2 separate regions of the Homo sapiens genome follow, and region 1 is linked to region 2. Evidence: chromatin loops called from intact Hi-C (ENCODE). Cell type or tissue: lower leg skin. All regions are shown on one strand. Each heading gives the region's core, and the rest is flanking DNA. Links, peaks and the distances in the headings are about the cores only.

The links. A loop is a pair of places that touch in the nucleus more often than their neighbours do. Peaks named below come from ENCODE experiments on the same cell type or tissue, not always from the same donor. Only the 100,000 strongest peaks of a DNase experiment are listed, where the experiment ranks them.
Region 1: a loop joins it to region 2, with 3 times the contacts of the local background. A loop is called at or near these places in 12 of 110 quality-filtered maps.

Annotation. Positions count from the first base shown.
Region 1 is chr15:91,280,942-91,291,015 of GRCh38, forward strand. SV2B (synaptic vesicle glycoprotein 2B) reads left to right here. Exons shown (of 13, transcript NM_001323032.3): 10 at 787-920; 11 at 3,080-3,280; 12 at 8,580-8,739. Among named protein-coding and RNA genes, the nearest start is that of CRAT37, 180 kb to the right of the region's middle. In lower leg skin, for the core only: no CTCF peak of the experiment used is centred there; no DNase peak of the experiment used is centred there.
Region 2 is chr15:91,221,320-91,231,393 of GRCh38, forward strand. It overlaps SV2B (synaptic vesicle glycoprotein 2B), which reads left to right. Exons shown (of 13, transcript NM_001323032.3): 2 at 4,554-5,395. The coding sequence starts at 4,945. Among named protein-coding and RNA genes, the nearest start is that of SV2B, 130 kb to the left of the region's middle. In lower leg skin, for the core only: no CTCF peak of the experiment used is centred there; a DNase peak (open chromatin) is centred at 5,272.

The DNA of each region.
Region 1 (10,074 bases), core at 1,930-6,929, 58 kb after region 2:
ATCTTGATTTTTTAACTTAACAATATATCTTAAAGATTATTCCATATTAACACATATAGATCTACCTCATTTACTACGATGGCTACATGGTATTCCATTATATGGCATCTATTACATATGTATGTATGTAGTAATCCATTGTTGTTACAAGCAGTGTTACAATGAAGATCAGTGAATGTATCTCTTTGAATACATGGGCAAGTATGTGTAGGATAAATTCCTAGAGGTGGTATTCCTAGGTCAAAGAGAACGTGCATTTCAAATTTTGCAAAATTGCTCCCCAAAGAGGCTGCATGGATTATATTCTACCAATAGTATGAATGAAAGGCCTATTTCCCCACATCTTTGTTGGGACAATTTTTTTAAAAATGAAGATTCTCAGACCTTCACAATTCTATGGCTTCCAAAACTTCTAGGACCACTCCAGGGACCTGCATGTTTTAAAAATGTCTCAGAAAGTGAGGTGTTATTAATATTTAAATTTCACACTATTTCACATTTCTGTGATTCTGACTTAGAAGGTCCGTGGACCTGCCTTTGAAAACCAGCAGGTTGGTGCATAGCACTCCGTATGCACCTACGCTAGACACTGGCTTCCAGGTCCTGAAGCCCTTCCCCACTAATAAACAAACAGCTAAGAAGTGGGGAAGTGGTCTGGGTTGAAAATAATGCTCTGGCACCTTTTGCTTGCACATCTCCTTTTTCTGCCTTGCTGTGTTTTCCATTTTGGTCTTAAGTCTCTTTTTTTCTCAGATGAATCACTCAAGGGTCAACCTCTTCCCACAGGTTCACAAGAATGTACTTTAAACATGTACTCTTTGAGGACACATTCTTTGACGAGTGCTATTTTGAAGACGTAACATCAACAGATACCTACTTCAAAAATTGTACCATTGAATCAACCATCTTTTACAACACAGGTAGGTAAGAACATTGACAGATTGAATAGAAAGTAACAGGAGACAACTTGTGTTGTCCAAGAATCAAAATGGTCAGGCATAAACTTTAGGAGTAGGAAAGTATTCGTAGATACAAATGCCAAGCCTTGGTGGGGAAATGGATTTTAGCCCCAGGCATGGCACAAATTAGGTGCACAGCCTTTGCTAAGGCATTTAATGTATCTGCGTCTCAGTTTTATCACAAATGAAATGGAAACAAAAGTTGTAGCCAAATGTCCTCATGTCAGTGAGGCTGATGCTATACACGAAGGGTCTTTGGTATGAACAAAGGATGACACAAATAACAACTGGCATTCCAGGAGGGCTGCATTTTATGCACGGAATGCATTCTTGAAGACCTTGCACAATTTGAAACTTGCAAAATGCAAGACTCATGTTCTCACAATAATAAATGGAAAGGGAAAATTACATCTGTTCACATTTTTTGCATAAAGTGAAATACAAAGACTATTTTAAAATCATACTATTTCAGATTTCTGTGATTTAAAAAGTCCCAAAATTCTACCACTACACCTCTTCTTGTTACTTTTACTACCCTCATCATAAATTAATAACATACCAAGTGAAGTCGGGGTATAAGGAAACCAACTGAGCTTCATTAGGGGGCTTTACCTACATTGTCTCAAGGGAGAAATGTACTATTTTTTTTTAATCCTTCTCTTATAGCTAAGGAAACTGAGTTAAGGAAATCAAGACTTAAGCAACTTGCTCAAGGCCGTGGTTAGCAAGTGGAAGGAGTTTGGATTCATTCCTCAGTTGTTTGGCTCTGAAGCCTGCAATCTTTCCACAGAACTACTTGCATTATGTCCAGATCTATGCTTTATTCTTGGCATCAGCAGCAAGGGATAGTTTATATAAGAACATCTTTTTCCTCTATGATATCAGCCTCAAGAGCTTCAAGATCTGGTCTCTAAATATTCTGGAGTCTCTTAATAATTCATTCTGGCACTAACCTTCCTGAATTTCCTTTTAGACTGATCTTGAAACAATAATGAGTTCCGGAAGTTTAATAAGTGTCATTAGAAACTGGCATATTGTTTTATGATTTCAAGTTTGAATGATGCCTCCTCATTTGAATACTCTTACCATGGAGATTCTTGCAAACACGTGTAGTCAGGAAATGTCAGAGCTGGGAGAAGCAGTGGAGATGATCATGTGCACTCTTCCAATTTTGTAGATTTTGTAGGTAGAGCCTCAGGGAGGTTAAAGAGGGTCAGCAGCAGGGCCAGCTCCCCAAACGCAGGTTTCTAGGGAGCCTGTTTAGTACTTTTTCTGTCAGAACAGCTGATCTTAGAAGGTGTCAGAAGACTTGCAAACTGGTTCCAATGCAAATGGCTTTTATTTTTTAAGAATGTTCAGGTTTTGGCACAGACTACAGCATGGGCTCTGGAGTGATCGGCTCCATCTGGAACCAACTCTCTTGTGTTCTGCTCCCCTATGCCAGGTAGCCTCCAAGGAGAGGCCTAGCTGCCGTGGCCCTCAGTGTCTCAGTGTCACCTGATTGGTACAAACAGGACTGTTATCCAGCTGGAGAGATGATTTTTTTTTTTTTAAAGGCAAGGTCTCCCTCTTTTGCCCAGGCTGGAATGCAGTGGCATGACCATGGCTCAATGTAGCCTTGACCTCCTGGGCTCAAGTGATCCTCCTGCCTCAGGTGCCAGAGTAGCTGGGACTACAGGCACACACCACCCCACCTAGCTAATTTAAAAGAAAATTTTATTTATTTATTTATTTGTAGAGATAAGGTCTCACTGTGTTGCCCAGGCTGGTCCTGAACTCCTGAGCTCAAGTGATCCTCCTACCTCGGCCTCCTCAAGTGCTGGGATTACAGATGTGGGCCACTACACCTGGCTGAGAGGATGCATTTTGAAGTCTCTCAATGTTAGTTTAATTTCCCCTTGCTTTTAGGAACTTGAACAGGTCATTACATTTTTGGAAGTTTCTCTCCTCATCCATACCTTGATGACATGGCCACATATTACCTTGACTTTGAGGCTGTCTGACTGGCAAAGGCTGGCACAGCCTGCCTACAGGAGGGGGCAGACTTCATCCCTGCCTCTGCCTTTCTCTCTCCAGCTCCCTTCCACTTACATGAACCGAAGGTTTCCTTCTCTCCCCAGACCTCTACGAGCACAAGTTCATCAACTGTCGGTTTATCAACTCCACCTTCCTGGAGCAGAAGGAGGGCTGCCACATGGACTTGGAGCAAGATAATGACTTCCTGATTTACCTCGTCAGCTTCCTGGGCAGCCTGTCTGTCTTACCCGGGAACATCATTTCTGCCCTGCTCATGGATAGAATTGGAAGGCTCAAGATGATTGGTGAGTTGCCAGCAGGGTCATTCCTGGGTTCCAACGCGCTGGGGTGGTGACTTTCAAGTGTATTAAACAGGGAAATTTTCCCTTTTATTAAATAATTCTTGCACAACAAACCCAACAAGTAAGATTGCACCCAGGGCTATAGAGCCAAGGATGTGTGCCTACAGAAGACTCCAGGGCTCCTGGGAAATAGTCAAGAATCTTTGGTCTAGGCGAGGGACTTTTGTTCATTTCCTGACAGAGAAATTCTGTGACAGTCATTTAATCTATTAGCACTTCAATAAGGGTAGTAATAATATCCACCCTGCCTCTTCATCCGATTATTGTCAGAAAAATATATAAAATGCTCCTGGGTGATGGTTTGATGTTTGAAGATAAATTGTGTTACTTTTATTATTTAATAGCAATACCACTTTAGGCTTTGGAGTTGGACAGAGTCATGTTGAAATCCTATCACCGAAAGGCTGTTTGACCTTGAATGTGTTCCTTTACTTCTCTGGGCCTCAGTTTCCTTATTTATAAGAGAATGATTTTCCACATCCAGCTGGTAGGGTTTTGTGAGAATTGAACATAAGGTACCTGTAACACTTGGCACATCGTCGGTTCTCAAAAATGGTAGCTATATTCATGTATGCCTTGCCTCATTCCATCGGGACTTGCAGCAATTTATTACAGAAACACATGCCATGAATGGTAAACAAGAAGCAAAATGTACAGATTGAGGACCAGGGGAAATGCACATTAGAATATGAGTCAAGGCCAGGGGTGGGGAAGTGGACAACACATTATTAATAAACATGCCATTAGGGACCTGCGTTAGGGTTGACGTTGATTAGGAAAGTTAATACGAAGCTTCCTAGCAGCAACGTGCAAAAGGAAACACAATAAATCATAAAGTCATTTTGTTGGAGAAGAGAAAATTGATCAGGTCTTCATGGGAAGGAATTCTTTTCCTGGCATTTGGCTCATACTGAATATCACTATTATAAATAGTAGCATGCATATTCAGCGTGGTAAGCGTGAGAACTGCCTGTGACTTCAGCTTTTTAATCTTGTGGTGAGGGTGGAGTCATCTCTTAGATATGGCAGACTTCATGCTCTCCTCTATTAGAGGCAGTGCCTGGGTAGTCTTGAGGCCCTATGGGGGAAGGGACAATGGCTTACTCGTCCATAACCCGTGTCCAGCGCAGTGCCTGCAGTAGAGTTGACACTCAGCAATGCTGCTGAACTGATCAGAACGGAAGAAGATGGCCTCTTTCCTAGGTTAGCCCCAAACACCAAGCTTTCAGCAGAAGACACTACAGGTTGGCATCTTAAAAACACTTTGGCTGGGAGTCAGGTGGCTCCGTCTCTGCCAAGATTAGCTTTATGTGTGGACCCACGTTCCTTTACTTCTTTGAGCTTCCATTTTCATTGTTAAAATAATACCTCTGTTTGCCTCAGTGAGATAAGGGGTGTGAGAGCAGACATGAGACACTTCCGCCATTTGTCACCAGCCTTATGAGTCCCAGAGTTTACCAATGGAGTCTCTGGTCTGTTCATGAAGCAGCTGAGGAAGTTCTGGGGGAGGCAGGGTTATAAGGCTGGGGTGGGTGCCCATGTCGACGAGAACAGCCCACCGCCTAAGGACCTGCCACATGCCCCCTCACAGAAGTGGGGTGGGGGTGTGGCTGGGCACAGGGGCAGGCGGGACGGTGAGACAACAGACATCCTTTCCCTCACCACTGAAGCCCTTCGTATCATCGTGAATACATCCCAGATCAAAACAATTCCTATAATGCTAAATAAAGGCACGCTCTCGAATGAGAGATCTAGAACTAATATTTAATCATTCCTTATAGCCTACTCTCTTGTGAATGTCTCTGTTTTGTTTCTGCGCTAGAGGCAAGCTTGTTAAGAGCTGAGACAGGACCTTCTTTGTCTCTCTACCCTTCAATCTTTAGTAAAAGGCCTACATGCAGTGGGTCGGCTGTGACATTGGCAAGTGCATGGTAAAGACAAGGTGCTCAGCTGATATCTATTTCACTAGGATATGGGATGTGGCGGAACCACTTTGAAATAGCCCTATCCCCACCTCTCAGACCAACCCCACTAGAAAATCTGCAAGCACATTTTTGTTCTGCTTAATCTGCTGGGCTCTTTGTAGTGTGCAAGTCATTTCTTGTTATCAGCGGAGTAGAAGTTTTCCTGATTAGGCTGCTACCCACTCATTTATTCATCCAATAACATTTATTTATGCAGTAGTTATTCTCTCAAGGCTGTGTGGGAGGCAATGGGAATGCAACAGTAATTGAGACAGACAGTATCCCTGTGCTTAAGGCGCAAATGATCTATTGGGAGAGGCAGACTTCGACTAGAAATTTCATTTACCTAAACACTATGACATGCTTATTGTTATTGAATATTATTATTATTGAATATTATGAATATTGAACATGTGTTCAATATTAACACATGGAACCCTCACAATAACCCTATGAGGTAGGCGCCATTTTAATCAACATTTTAGAGATGGGGACAGTGAGACAGCTCACAGAAAGGTGAAGCAACTCACTCACGGTCACACAGGTAGTAAATAAGCCGGCATTTGCACCCAGGCCTCCCAATTACCAGAGGAATAAGAATTATGGAAGTGGAAGTACACTGGGCCCTGGGGACTTATAGCAGGAACACCTAACAGAGTTGAAGGATCAGGGAAGGCCTCCCTGACTATTAGCTGATGTGTCAGATCATCATGTTTTGTGGTTATGAAGTGTTTGCCAGCATTTACTGTAAGCCAAGCCCCATGGCTGGCCCCTCTGAGGGATGCATGCATGTAGAGGGTATTGTCCACAGAGCACTTGGGGGTCCTGTAGATGCCAGTTTCCCCTGTTCTAGTTCTCTCCTAGCTTTTGGAAAAAGGTTACCAGGCACCTGCTCACAGCCCTACCACTTCCCAAAGTGGGCAGAATCCAGTTGGACAGTTATCATTTCCTAGTTCATCAGCAAGGATTGGCACTAGTCTTGCAGCCCCAGGTCTGAGGGTGACACTCCGGGCTGAGGACCGTCCCTGGGGAGGTGTTTCTTATTGAGGCCAGGTCAGCCTCTGGCTTCTTGACAACTGGAAAACCTTCCTCCTGCAGGGTCCTGGTGCCTGGTGGGGCACTCGTGCCCTGTGTCCCGGTTGGTTGTTTGAGACCTGCTTCCTTCCCACCTTTCTGCTCACCCTATTTCCACCTCATTGCCAGTCACTTTTCTAGTCTGCAACCTGTTTTGCCATGTTCTGCATCCACCTTGGACTTGGAGCTTGCATCTCAAGGTCCTCCGGGCTGAACTTACTGGAATTGGGCAGCATTTGACAGTCTTCTTTGGATGGGATCTCCTATCAGCTCTATAAGGGCTGTGCTGCTCATTTTCTGTTCACTCCCATCCCCACCCCAGAGTTCTGAGCTGGACTTCTCCGCCCTGCTGGGAGCCCTGCGAGGCTAACCTCATGGACTGCATACTTAGATTCCTGGAGGGGAAAAGGGATTCACCCCAGATAGTTCTAGTGAGGAAACTTTACTCATAGAGCTTTTAGAGGTGTGGAAAGGGTTATGGAAACAAATAAGGCAGGTGAGGCACCCAGACACTAGCAAAAGTGAGAAGCAGTCACCACCTCTATGGCTGTGAGGACAAGGGGGGATAATTGCACTCACAGAGCTCCATGGGGGCTGGAGCCGTGGAGCAAGAGCTACCTGGGAGGAACTGGGGTCTTGGAGGGATGCAGACATTGCCAGAAAAGGCCTTCTACCCCCGGGGAGGAGTTGGGGAGGGGTACTCCAGCCACCTTCCCCTCCCAACTGATAAGAAAGTCCATGGGGTTAGCGTGTAGAGGGTATGTACAGAGCACATGTACAGAGGATAGCGCAGGGCTGAGAAGGGCAAGTCAGATCTCTGGGGTGGGGATTCGGGTAAATGGGGAATAGCACCGCCTTTCTTCAGGTTTCCCTTCAATAGCCCATGTACAGGTGTGTTCTCACCAGGTTATAAGCTCCATGAGAATGGATTTTTTTAAAAAATTATTTTTTTATTTTTAATGGATAAATTATAATTGTATATTTTGATGGGGTACAATGTGATATTTTCATGCATATATACGATGTGGAATGATTAAGTCAAGCTAATTAACATATCCATCACCACACATATATATGTTTTGTGGTGAGAATATTTGAAATTTACTCTCTTAGCAATTTTGAAATATACAATACATTGTTAGTAACTGTAGTCACCGTGCTGTGTAGTAGATCTCGAAAAGTGAGATGATGCAGATGTTTCTGTGCCTGGTTTACCCCATGGACTGTATCTAGCATCCTGCCTTCCAGGTTCATCCATGTTGTCATAAATGGCAGAATTCCTTTCTTTTCTTCTCCTTCCTCTCTCTCTCTTTCTCTCTTCTTTCTTTCTCTCTCTCTCTCTCCTTCCTTCCTTCCTTCTTTTTCTCTTTCTTCTTTTTTTGACAGTGTCTTGCTCTGTCACCCAGGCTGGAGTACAGTGGCGCCATCTCGGCTCACTGCAACCTCTGCCTCCCAGCTTCAAATAATTCTCGTGCCTCAGCCTCCCAAGTAGCTGGGATTACAGGTGTGCACCACCGGGTCTGGCTACTTTTTGTCTTTTTCGTAGAGACAGTGTTTTATCATGTTGGTCAGGCTGGTCTCGAACTCCTGACCTCAAGTGATCCACCCACCTTGGCCTCCCAAAGTGCTGGGATTATAGGCCAGAATTCCTTTCTTTTTAATGTCTGAGTAGTATCCCATTGTGTATGTAAACCACATTTTCTTTATCCACTCATCTGTTGATGGCCACTTAGGTTGACTCCATATTTTGACTATTGTGAATATTGCTACATTGAACAAGAAGCACAGATCTCTTTGACATCCTGGTTTCAAATCAAGACTGAGGTTTTTGTTTTTGTTTTTTGGCCAATACTGATGTAGCTCAAGCACCTAGAACAATGTCTGGTACATAATAGATTCTCAACAAATGCCCCTATCTGCCCCGTCCCGTCACTCTGAGCTGGGCACCACCTTAGAGTGGTGACTTCAGAATCCTTCCTAAGTCTGGTGATCTGACCCACGCAGAGGGCTCTAATGCCATGTCTGGGGTGCCTTGTGAGGATTCCAGCTGTGCTCTCTCTGTGTGGAGGGTGAACCTAATACTTCAGGCAGCCTTGGCTTCAGGTGTACCAGTGAGGGTGGGAGATGGGGCAAGAACTGTGAGTGACAGCCATGTGCAAGACACAGGCCTCATGTTTCTTTTTGCCCTTGAACTCCCTCTGCAGGTGGCTCCATGCTAATCTCTGCAGTCTGCTGCTTCTTCCTGTTTTTTGGCAACAGTGAGTCTGCAATGATCGGCTGGCAGTGCCTGTTCTGTGGGACAAGCATTGCAGCCTGGAATGCTCTGGATGTGATCACAGTGGAGCTGTATCCCACCAACCAGAGGTCAGTTCTTCCCCAGGCTTTCCTCAGGGACTTGTTTGGGCTTCTTTGGCCAGAAGTCTACCTGCTCCCTAAATCTCATGCTGTGCATGGCCATCGTGGTCTTTCTGCTGTTCCGTGAAACAAACATCTTTTATGTTGAGCTTCTCCTGCATGGTGGATGGCATAGACCTGAAAGTTGGCAGGCTAGGGCTTGGATAGGGTGGGAAAGATGGCAAGAAGCAAAGGATGGGAGCAAACTATGTCCAGGAGAAGGAAATAAGAGTGAAAAGTTGGTAAAACCATATGTGTCATGTAATCCACAAGAGAGAACAGACCTTCAAGGGGAGATAAGGCAAAAAAGTGAAGAGCTGGAATAGCACAGGGTGGGGGCAAGGAGAGAAATAAAGGTCGGGAGGCAGCATGAAGTCCAGGGAATCTGCAGAGAATGTGGCAGGGAGGCCCAGGGGTTACTTTTATTTTGCACAGGTCGTATATGGGAAGAGGCCTTGTTTAAAGGCATAGGATCAAGGCCATTACTTAGTAATTGTTTTTCTTCGTGGAGGGGAATTGTAAAGTTTAAAGGAGAAGATAAGAGGCCCTGTGGTCAAAAAGGAATGTGAAGAGGTAAGGAAGGTGGGTAAATGAAATTCTGCAAAAACCTTAATGATATTTCCAAAATTGGCGACAGAGGTATTGGGATATAGATAACTAAGGAAGAGCACAACGTGTCATATTTGGAGCCCCTCTCATTTGAATCAAAGAACTGCTAAGTTTTACACAAAATAACAGGAGGACAAATGATTATTATTTGAATATGATGTGATTTTACATCTAGGAATCCTAAGAGAATTAACTTATGAGACCACTATAGACAAAAAGACAATGTGGTCAGGTGGTCAGTAATAAAACGAAATTATGTATAGGTTTTAAAATATATCGAAAAAGTTAAAGATGCAATTGATATCCATTTAATAATGGCAGACGTCATAAAATAATTAGGGATCAACTTGACAAGTGAAACACTCAAATGAAGAAAACCATAAAGCTTTACTAAGAGATATAAAAAAAGACACATAAGAGAAGATAAATATATGCCAACTCAGTGATTTGGGAGGCCGAGGCAAAAGGATTGCTTGAAGGCTGGAGTTCAAGATCAGCCTGGGCAATACAGTGAGACCCCTATCTCTACAGAATATATTAGACAATTAGCCAGGCATAGTGGCATGTGCCTGTAGTCCTAGCTGCTCAGGAGGCTGAGGGGGAGAGCTGCGAGAGCCCCGGGGTTTCAGGGTTACAGTGAGCTAGGATCACAACACTGCACACCAACCTGGGTGACAGAGACAGACCCTGTCTCAG
Region 2 (10,074 bases), core at 3,181-8,180:
GGCACAGAGCAGTTAATAGCTTGCACGCAGGTAGTAGATGTGGCAGAGTCAGGATTGGAACCTGGACCCTCTAAGACCAGAGTCACTGTTGTACATCCCATAATCATACCAAAATGGTGGATCAGCCTGAAAAAATATTTTTTTTAAATCTTAATTACACAGGAATTATAGGATGCTGGAAAGGTTTCCAGTCCAGAATTTGGCTCCTTAGGGTCATCATTGTTCTAGTCACTCTCGGCCTTTCCTTCTCACCTGATAGGAAATGCACCACTTGTTCTCCTGTGGGAGTCCCCTTGTGTCTGTCCTTCCAGCCCCATGGCCACCACCTTTGTCCAGGCCTCACCTCACCTGTGGACTATTACCAAGCATGTGCGCACACACACACACACACACACACACACACACACGTGCATACATGAAAGCTTCTACCTGGTTTCATTGCCGTTAGATTTTTTATTAAAAACCAGGACCACATCCCCACCAGGAGGACCTTTCCAGAGCCCTGCCCTGCTGCACTGCACTGCTGTGTCCAGTTTAACAACCTTCACTGGCTCTCTTTTCTCAAAGAAAATTTCAAACCCTGAGCAGGGTATTCAGACTTGACTTCTGTTTCCTTCCGCATCATGTCTCCCATAACCTCCCACTCTTGGATCAACTGCTGTAGGCCACCTGGTCTCTTCATTCTGCCAAGACAAGCAAAGCCATCCTGCCTCCATGCCTCTGCATAGCCTTGTCCTCCAGCCTGCAGTGCCTTCCTCTCCATTGTTTGTTTCTCTGAGCCCTTTCCTGCCTTTGGACGTCCCCACTACCTCTAGGATACTATTTCAGCAGATCCCAGCCCCTAGGATCCCTCCTTCCTTTGGAACCCCTTGGAGAACAAATATTTGTGGCCCTGTGTCGTCTATCTAAGTTCTTCAGCCTCAGTCTTATTTTCTGTAAAATGGGCGCAATAATAGTCCCACCTCATACGGTCGTTGTGCAGGTTAAAAGATGTAAAGCACATGGTAAACTTAGCACAGACGCTGGCACGAAGCCTCAAAGCAAGTATTCAATAAATGAAAGATACTATTATTAATAATCAAGATTGTAATTTTTATTACCACACGATGCTTTGTGTTGTTTTAATCTAACTCTCTCATTAGGGGTAGATCTTCTGAGAATGGGGATCAAGTCATGTCATAGTCCTGTAATGCCTTCAGCATCAAGATCCCAGGACATGTTTGTTGAAGATGGGTGAGCAAACCCTAACCAAAGAGTTGGAAACTCAGTGTCAATGTGAGCTCTGCCAGCGACTCTGCGTGTGACCTTGACTTATCTTCTTGGCGTCTTAGTTTCTTTCACTCTGTATCATCCCTAACATTCTGTTTGAACGTGGATTTCAAAGCCAAGCCCTGATATTGATTCTCTGTGTTAATTTGGGCACATTTTTCAATCTTCTTAGTCCTCAGTTTCTTAATCTGTGTAACGGAGAGAACAATCTTGTTTTACCATTGGCTGTAAGAATAAATGAGGTATTGCTTATAAAATGCTCACCTTAGTACTCAATTCAGTTGCACTTGTGGTTGTTTTATCATAGCTGTTTGATGTTGTTATTTCATAAACACTAGGCTTGTTGAATGTATTCGTTTCCTGGGCCTGTCATAAAAAATATTTGTTTCATACCTCTGGAGCTTAGATGTTCAGAATCAGGGTGTCAACACAGTTGATTCCTTCTGAGAGCTGTGAGAGAGAATCTGTTGCAGGTTGGGAAGCCTTAGGCTTGTAGATGGCATTTGTCTTGGGTCTTCACTTTGTCTTCCTTTTGAGCGTGTCTGTCTCTGTGTCCTTTTGTGAAGACACCAGTCATATTGGATTAGGAGCCATCCGAATGATCTCATCTTAACTTGATTACCTCTGGAAAGACTCTATTTCCAAATAAGATCACATTTTGAGGTGCCGGCAGTCAGAACTTCAACATACCTTCACGCTATAGGGACACAATTCAGCCAGTACCATTGAAAATGATTAATAGTTGTGTTTCTTAAATGAAATAGAAATGAACACTCACTGGACAGTGATTCCCCTTTACTCCACTGCACTTGACATTCACAGCAGGTCTTTTAACTGAATCAGGTGAGTGGAGTTAGTTTTGACGAAGATCCTCTTCTTTCTGCAAAGCAGCTCCCAGAACCTTTGCCCTGGGTGGTGAGTCCCACAAGTGCTTTTGGAATTGCAAGTCTATCATTTCTGGTTCACGACGTTGTTATAGGGCCCCCAGGATGGAAATAACACACCAGATCTCAGTCAGGTGGCGTTCTTTCCATGTTTTTATAGCGCTCTGCAAACTCTCCTGCTGTTTACATGTGACTTATATTCCGCCGGTGGTCCCTAAATAGATGTAATAAAAACAGATTTAGAATATTAATCTGACGTGGTTCAGGCCAACATGGTCTAATAGAAATTTATTTACTGGAGATGGTGAAAAATCGGAAAGAGTAGAGTGCGAATCATTTCTTAGTAAGTATTTCTTGCTGGCTTCTTTGGCACTGTTTCTCAAAGTGCAGTCCTGGATTCCGTGTGTTATTTGTGGAAAATGCAGATTGCAGGGCCCTGCCCTATCCTGCAGATTCAGTGTCTTTCAGGGAGGGGTCCTGGAATTGGCATTTCTGTTGAGCCGCCCACGTTCTGAGTGGTGCTTCACCCTGTAATGTTTGAGAACCACTGGTTTCCATCCTCTCAGAAGGAAATGCATTGTATTGTCTGAGTCAGATGGGTTTCAGTGCTGGAGTCTGTCCAGGGCTGAAGACCAGGAGGGCCAGGAAGCAGGTGTGGGGCAGAGGGCCCAGGGATGGGCTGTGGGCAGAGGGAGGAGTCAAGTAGCCATGGTGAGGACAAATGTATCCAATCCTTTGTGAGGTGACATCTGCTGAGCATGCTGAAAGGACAGTGGATTTCAGGTGTGACAGGGAGGCCTGTAAAGGTTGATGGGGTCTGTACTGTGGGCAGGTGGTTTGACCTGGGGCGTGAGTCTCTGGTAGCCTCAATGTGTGAGGTCCGAGCATTATCCCTATCAGAGGGTCCAGCAGCTGGGAGCACTGGGGTGGGGTAGGGGGTGTAGGAGGGGCTGACGCCTAGCCCTGAGGGGCTACTCAGTGAGGCGGGGCCTCAGAGCCACTTGGAGAGAGCTGTGGGCAAATCTGGATTTCTGAGCTTGAAGCAGCCCTTCTTCATTACGCTCTGGGAATCTGTATTTTTAAAGCTCCCCAGGTGATTTAATGTGACAGTCCCTCGGGGTAGCATCTGGGAAGTATGAGGACATTGGAACGAGCTGGCTTTGGGACCAGTGACCTGGTCCTAATGCTGTGACCTTGATCGCGTTACTAACCCACTCGGAGACAGTTTGATTATCTCTCAAATGAAGATACAGATGATTTTTTTTCTTTCTTTTTTTGCTGTTGTGGGAATTACAGATAAGAGATGTGATACACTCAGCACATGTTCTGGCACACAGTAGGCCACAATAAATGGTGGCCCCAAGCCTTGTGAAACCTGAGATTCTAGGCACAATGAGAATCCACTGGGCAAAGGAGTCAACAGAGGGACTCTGATTGGAATTGGGATATAGGATGAGATCTTGGCTCTAGACAACATTGCCTCCTGGTGTCCAGAATTGGAACTAGGGGAAAAAAAAGAAGCAACACTCATGTCAAGGCTTAAATAGTATTTACCCGTGCAGACCAGGCACGATTCTAAGTACTTTATGCACAACCTTATGAATTAAGTACTATTGTTATCCCATTTTATACAGGAGAAAATTGAGGCTTGGAAAGATGCGTGTATGGTCACATGGACCATTGTGCAGCAGAATTGAGTTTCAGACCCAGGTCATCTGGCTGTATCCTCAGCCCCCTGTTCCTGCCTGTTTAAGCCTCATATGAGGACAGAGTGGCCTTTGAACCACAATGCTGAGTCTCAAAAGTAAGCTGGGATTCAAGAAAAATGTTTCCGGCTATTTTTTTTGGCCATACATTTCTAGATGTTAAATCGTACAGCCACTTCACGACAAAGTTAGAAAAGCGGCATTTTCGTAGCAGAAACAGCTATAATAACCTCCACTATTGCCAAAGGCTTGATAAGTTCTAACAGAAAATCCATAATACAAAATTGTCTTAGAGTATAAATCCCTTGACCACTTTATATTTCATTCTTGCATAACATTTTTATTTTATTTTATTTTATTTTTTTATTATTATACTTTAAGTTCTAGGGTACATGTGCACAACGTGCAGGTTCGTTACATATGTATACATGTGCCATGCTGGTTTGCTGCACCCATTTCATGGGTCAATTAGAGCTTCAAAGGGCCTCTCTGACCACGGTTCCTTCTCCTTTAGCCTCCACTCTCACCGATTCAATCCTCATTCAGTTGATAGAAATTTGAATGTCTGATAAGATTTCTCCCACCTTACACATGAGGCATTGGCATTACCAAATATATTGGCTTAATTCTGAGAGTATTTTGTTAGAATTTCAACCTTTGTAAATTCTTCTCTATCCCTTCTCTCTGTTCTCAGAGCATAACCTTCGGTGGCAGGACAAATCAGGCCAGCACGCAGTCTGCCAAGTCCTGCTCGCTCCCTGTCAAGAAAAACAGCTGGATCCATTTCTAATCAACACTTCCCAACGCAACACTTCTGAGTCTCTGAAGGAGACCAGAGCTTGAAACTTTCCAGACTTCCAACAGACATCGAGTGCAAAAGGATATTTAGGTTGTCTTTGCACAAATCTGGTTGATTTGAGAGATAAAGGGGGGGGGAACCAGTGTGACTTTCACCTAAGAAGTCACATGAACATATTTCACATTTGAACTACATAATGAATGATGGTTATTGAAATAGCCCAAACCTCTACCACAGAGCGAGGGATATAGCTCAAGGGGCAACCAGGCAGTCGCAGAACCAAGGAATGGATGACTACAAGTATCAGGACAATTATGGGGGCTATGCTCCCAGTGATGGCTATTACCGCGGCAATGAGTCCAACCCAGAAGAAGATGCACAGAGTGATGTCACCGAAGGCCATGATGAGGAAGACGAGATCTATGAGGGCGAGTACCAGGGTATCCCTCACCCAGATGATGTCAAGGCCAAGCAGGCCAAGATGGCGCCCTCCAGAATGGACAGCCTTCGGGGCCAGACAGACCTGATGGCTGAGAGGCTGGAAGATGAGGAGCAGTTGGCCCACCAGTACGAGACCATCATGGATGAGTGTGGCCATGGCCGCTTCCAGTGGATCCTCTTTTTCGTCTTGGGTTTGGCCCTGATGGCCGATGGGGTGGAAGTGTTCGTGGTGAGTTTTGCCCTGCCCAGTGCAGAGAAGGACATGTGTCTGTCCAGTTCCAAAAAAGGAATGCTAGGTAAGTGGAAATTTCCAATGATCCCTCCAATGAAAGGGAAGGAGAAGTAAAATTTATCTAGTATCTGTCACTATTAGGCACTTTAAATATATCACAATGTACCCATTTTGCTGTGAAGGAATTTTTGTCTTAGAGAAATCAATTGATTGACTTAAGTTTGCACAGCTAATAAGTATTGGAGCTTAGGTTTCTATTGAGGTCTATCTGACTTCTGAGCTCTTAGTTTGCTTTCCAGATCTTGTTGCCTCCTTGAGAGTCAGATTTCTTTCTTCTTCATGTTAAACCTTCTTCGATGTCCAAATGACAAATACATTTTGGGAGTGGCAAATGTGGGAGTGGCAAATTAAACCTTCTTCCATGTCCAAATGACAAATACATTTGGGAAGAGATCTCTGGCTGGTCTCTTCCACTTGGTCCTTCTCTCTGTGTCTTTCCAGAGTCCGATGGTGTCTGTTCCTGGTTTCTCATGTACATAAATGTTAGTAGGCTGAATGCCCACATACCCTGGGGATGAATGGTGGGCTTAAGCACACCCGTGGAGTCCCTGCAGGCTGTTGGGAACCATGCTGTGAAGCACAGATGGATTCTGCAGGATAGAGGACCAGCTTTGCAAATCAATTAAGAGATCAGCACCATCAGAGCCAAGCATCAGCATCAGGCTGAGGCAGAGAGGATTTGTGAAATTAGAGAGACGGTGTGCACAAATGGTGTGATGTAGAAAAGATTCATCATCATATGGACAAGCATTTGTCTTTAGTCACCAAATGTCCTGAAAAATGTATCTACCCTCTAAATTTAGAGTCTATGAAATTAATTGTGCAGCAAACATGTAGTTATGAGAACTAACTATAAGTCAAATTCTCATTCAAGACCAGGACATGCTTATGACCCTCAAGAGCTCAAAATCTATCTAGCAATTCAGCTCCTTCATTCAACAAATATCTTTTATTGGTTTACCTTATGCTAGACTCTGTGCTCAGGATCTGGGAAGAAAATAGCTTTTGTCTCTCAAATAATTTGCATGTAGTTGAACAAACAGACATTAACAAACACAGAGAATTATTTGGTTACTGTAGGGACAGTCTCTATGAAATACCTGGTGCGATTCAGGTCCCCGATACTTGCTATAGAGCAAGAGCTAGCAAACAGTTCTGTAAAGACCCAGATAGTAAATATTGTAGACCTTGCAGACCCAGATGGTCTCTGTCACAATCACTCAACTCTGTCACTGTAGCACAATAGCAGCTTTGAACAACACGTAAACAAATGGGCTGTGTTCCAATTAGACTTTATTTACAAAAAAATGGTCAGTGGGCCAGATTTAGCCTGCGGGCTGCAGTTTGCAATCCCCTGATTTAGGGCCACTGTAAATAAAATTGAGATATAAAATAAAGAACCTCTGCATAAAAAATTGTCCCTGGGGGCTCTTAAAAATGGTTTTACACGTTTGTGTTTAACTAAAGGGCCATTTGAAATGATTAGAACTGTGTCAGATATAACCCTGAGGGCACCAAAAGAGACAGAGTATATGCAAACAGAAGAAAGGGCTTGAGAAGCAAAGATATCACCTGGAGTTTTTAAACACCAACATAATTTTAGTGTAGTTCTTTTTCATATTAAAAAATTCTGCTACCTGCTTTTAAGTATAAATAATAGATTTTTTTTTCAAAGGACAAAACCAAGCAACCAACAAACAACCAACAAAAACCAAAGACCCCAAACAAAACAAAACCATCTCCAACTGATGTAAACATTTCTGAGACATTAATTTGTTTTGCAGTATTCCCAACTGAAACCCTGGGTCCCTGTGAGTCCAAATTGGCAATGTCGGTAATGATTTCATGGCCTGCTGGTCTCTCTGGCACCGTGGTGCCTGGCAGCCTCATTAACAGGGCTGCAGTATGGTTGCAGCTCTTGCTGGCTCCTAGGGCAAATGCTGGGAGTTGCGGGAACATGGTCTTAATCTGAGAGTCCAGGTTTTTGTAATTTTGCTTTTAGTGTCTGCCCAGAAGATGCAGTGACTCCACCCAAGTGGAGAAGGCAGACCCTCTGAACATAGATGGACTTCCTATGCACTCGTGGGAACCTCTTTGTGGTCAAGAAAATGAGTGTCTAAATGGATCCAGGGGGCTGGATGATTTGAGGATTTCATGAGGCCAGAATTTCCACACGCTGTCACATGGAATCTTCAGAGTCACCATGTCGGTTAGATGATCTTTGTCCTTCAGTGTGAACATGCAGAAACAGATTCAGAGAGTTTTATCTAAGGTCACATAGCTCGTAAGTGTTGAGCAGGGGTTTGACCGAAGGTCTATTTGACTTCAAAGTCTATGCCCATTCTGCCACACCATACTGCCTTTCTCTCACGCCTCGTTTGTGGGAAGGAGGTCATGCCGTGCACAGGCTGCTCTCTGTGTCATCAAGCACCTCATAGATTACTTGGAACACCAGACTGCTTCCAACAGAAAGGGAACATGGTATGCTGATAATGATGTGGGCACTGGAGTCCAACCTCTAGGGTTTGGCGACTGGGTACGTCCTACATGTCATCGATCTGCTAGTGACCTTGGGCAAGTTATGACTCCTCTAATTCTCGGTGTTTCCATCTGTAGAATAAGAGCAGTAATGCAGTGCTGTGAGGACTAAATGAGATAATGCAGGTGTAAAGCAACCAGCGCTTGTTGCCCTCTCAACAATGATTAGTTCTCGTTACTTTATATTCTGCCATTCTCCCATCGGGCATTTGCAGTGAACTATAGCTGCAGTGAGATGACGAAGCAACGTGGCCCTGGAGCCAGTTGCTTGGATTTGAATCCTTGCTGTGCCAGTTCTTAGTAGTGTGGTTTTGAGAAAGTTGCCTGGCTTCTCTGTGCCTTGGTTTCCTTGTTTGCAAAATGGAGATAATAATAGTATCTACTTCATAGGATTATTCTGAGGACTAAATAAGGTTAATCCATTTAACATGACTAAAACAGTACCTGCCCCTAATCAGTGCTCAAGATATCTTAGTTATTATTATTGTCGATTGTGGTTGTTCTTATTACTAAACTGATTGCTTGATAATGACTCAGGAACAGATTTTCTCAGGTGAGACTGCAAATTTCTTTCAGCCAATGTTTTTTATGGTAGACTTCTAAGGTCAAGCTATCCTGCCTCAGCTGGCGAAAAGGCTGTTTATGTTTGAGTGCTGCTAACTCAGTTCTGTCTTTCCCCATCCTCTCTCTGTTTTAAAAAGAAACTCTCTGGTTGGGTGTGGTGGCCCATGCCTGTAATCCCAGTGCTTTGGGAGGCTGAGGTGGGAAGATCACTTGAGGCCAGGAGTTTGAGATCAGCCTGGGCAACATGGTGAAACCCGTGTCTACAAAATACAAAAGAAATTAGCCAGATATGGTGGTGCATGCCTGTAGTTCCAGCTACTTGAGCGGCTGAGGTGGGAGGATTGCTTGGGCCCAGGAGACGGAGGTTGCAGTGAGCTATCATTGTGCCACTGTACTCCAGCCTGGGTGAAAGAGTGACACCTTGTCTCATTTAAAAAAAAAAAAAAAAAGAAAAGAAAAGAAAAAGAAAGTCGCTGAAAGTGATGTCTTTACTCTTGACTCCTACTTGATGGCCCAGGAAAGGAATTCAGTAAGAGAAATCTCCACTCCCAAATTCAAGTGTCAAATCATAGGATATTTTGTTATTTTTTTCCTGGAAATGAATGAATCCATTTGGAAAATAAAGAAATATCCCTTGGCCAGGTGACAAAAATATCTGGGTGCTGCTGTCCTATTTTTCTGAGCTTTTAGAAAGATGAATGTTTGCTTCTCTTGAGCGTTATGTTTTATTGGATCTTCATCTAGAACTGTCTCACTTGGGGAAGAAAAAGATCTGTGAGTATATTGTTAACATTGAAGGCTCAACCCTGCTTAGTGTCCAGGAGTTGGTCTCCTTCAACTCTCAATGAAGAAGGCATTCATTTGTTAATTAAACTCTTCACCCATTCTTTTAAAAAATGTTTGAACATTACCACACGCCTGGTACTCCTCTGGTTTATAGCAATACAAGGAGACAAAGTCCTGGCACTCAATGAGTTTTATTCTAATGGTGGAAATAGAGGTCACACAGAGATGTTAAACACAAACACCACGACATAATCATGCAATGCAACATTCAGCCTTATCACTTTTATTCAGATAGGAAGGAAACAAAGACAGTGTGAAGGGATAGAGCTTGAGGTTGATGGGCTGGGGGGCGTTCTGGAGTTAGGTGATTTGTTTTTGCAATTGCTCTATTAATGATTGTGTGACCTTGGGCCAATCTGAAGTCTTTCTTCTGAGATTCCACAGTTTTTGGTGGTTGATGAGTGAATCCACATGTATTTTAACCTTTCATGGGATAATTATGCATTTTCTGGGTATGTAAAAAAAAAATCACCCGAAGAAATGATTAAACTTAGGAAGCTCAGGGCTATGTGGCAAGGTAAGCCCTTTGGTTCTTACAAATGACATCACTGACAACGGATTGCCATGTTTAGGAGTGCGGACTTGATTCCACTGGTAGTGGAGAGCTGTTTAATGGGGAGCTATGAAATATGCCGTTGAGGAAGGAGGTGATAAGATGGGGCCTGTGGTTTAGGGTGATCACTCTGCCCCAGTGATTTTGGTACTGAGAGTGCTTCTAGAGGAGCAGAATTTTGA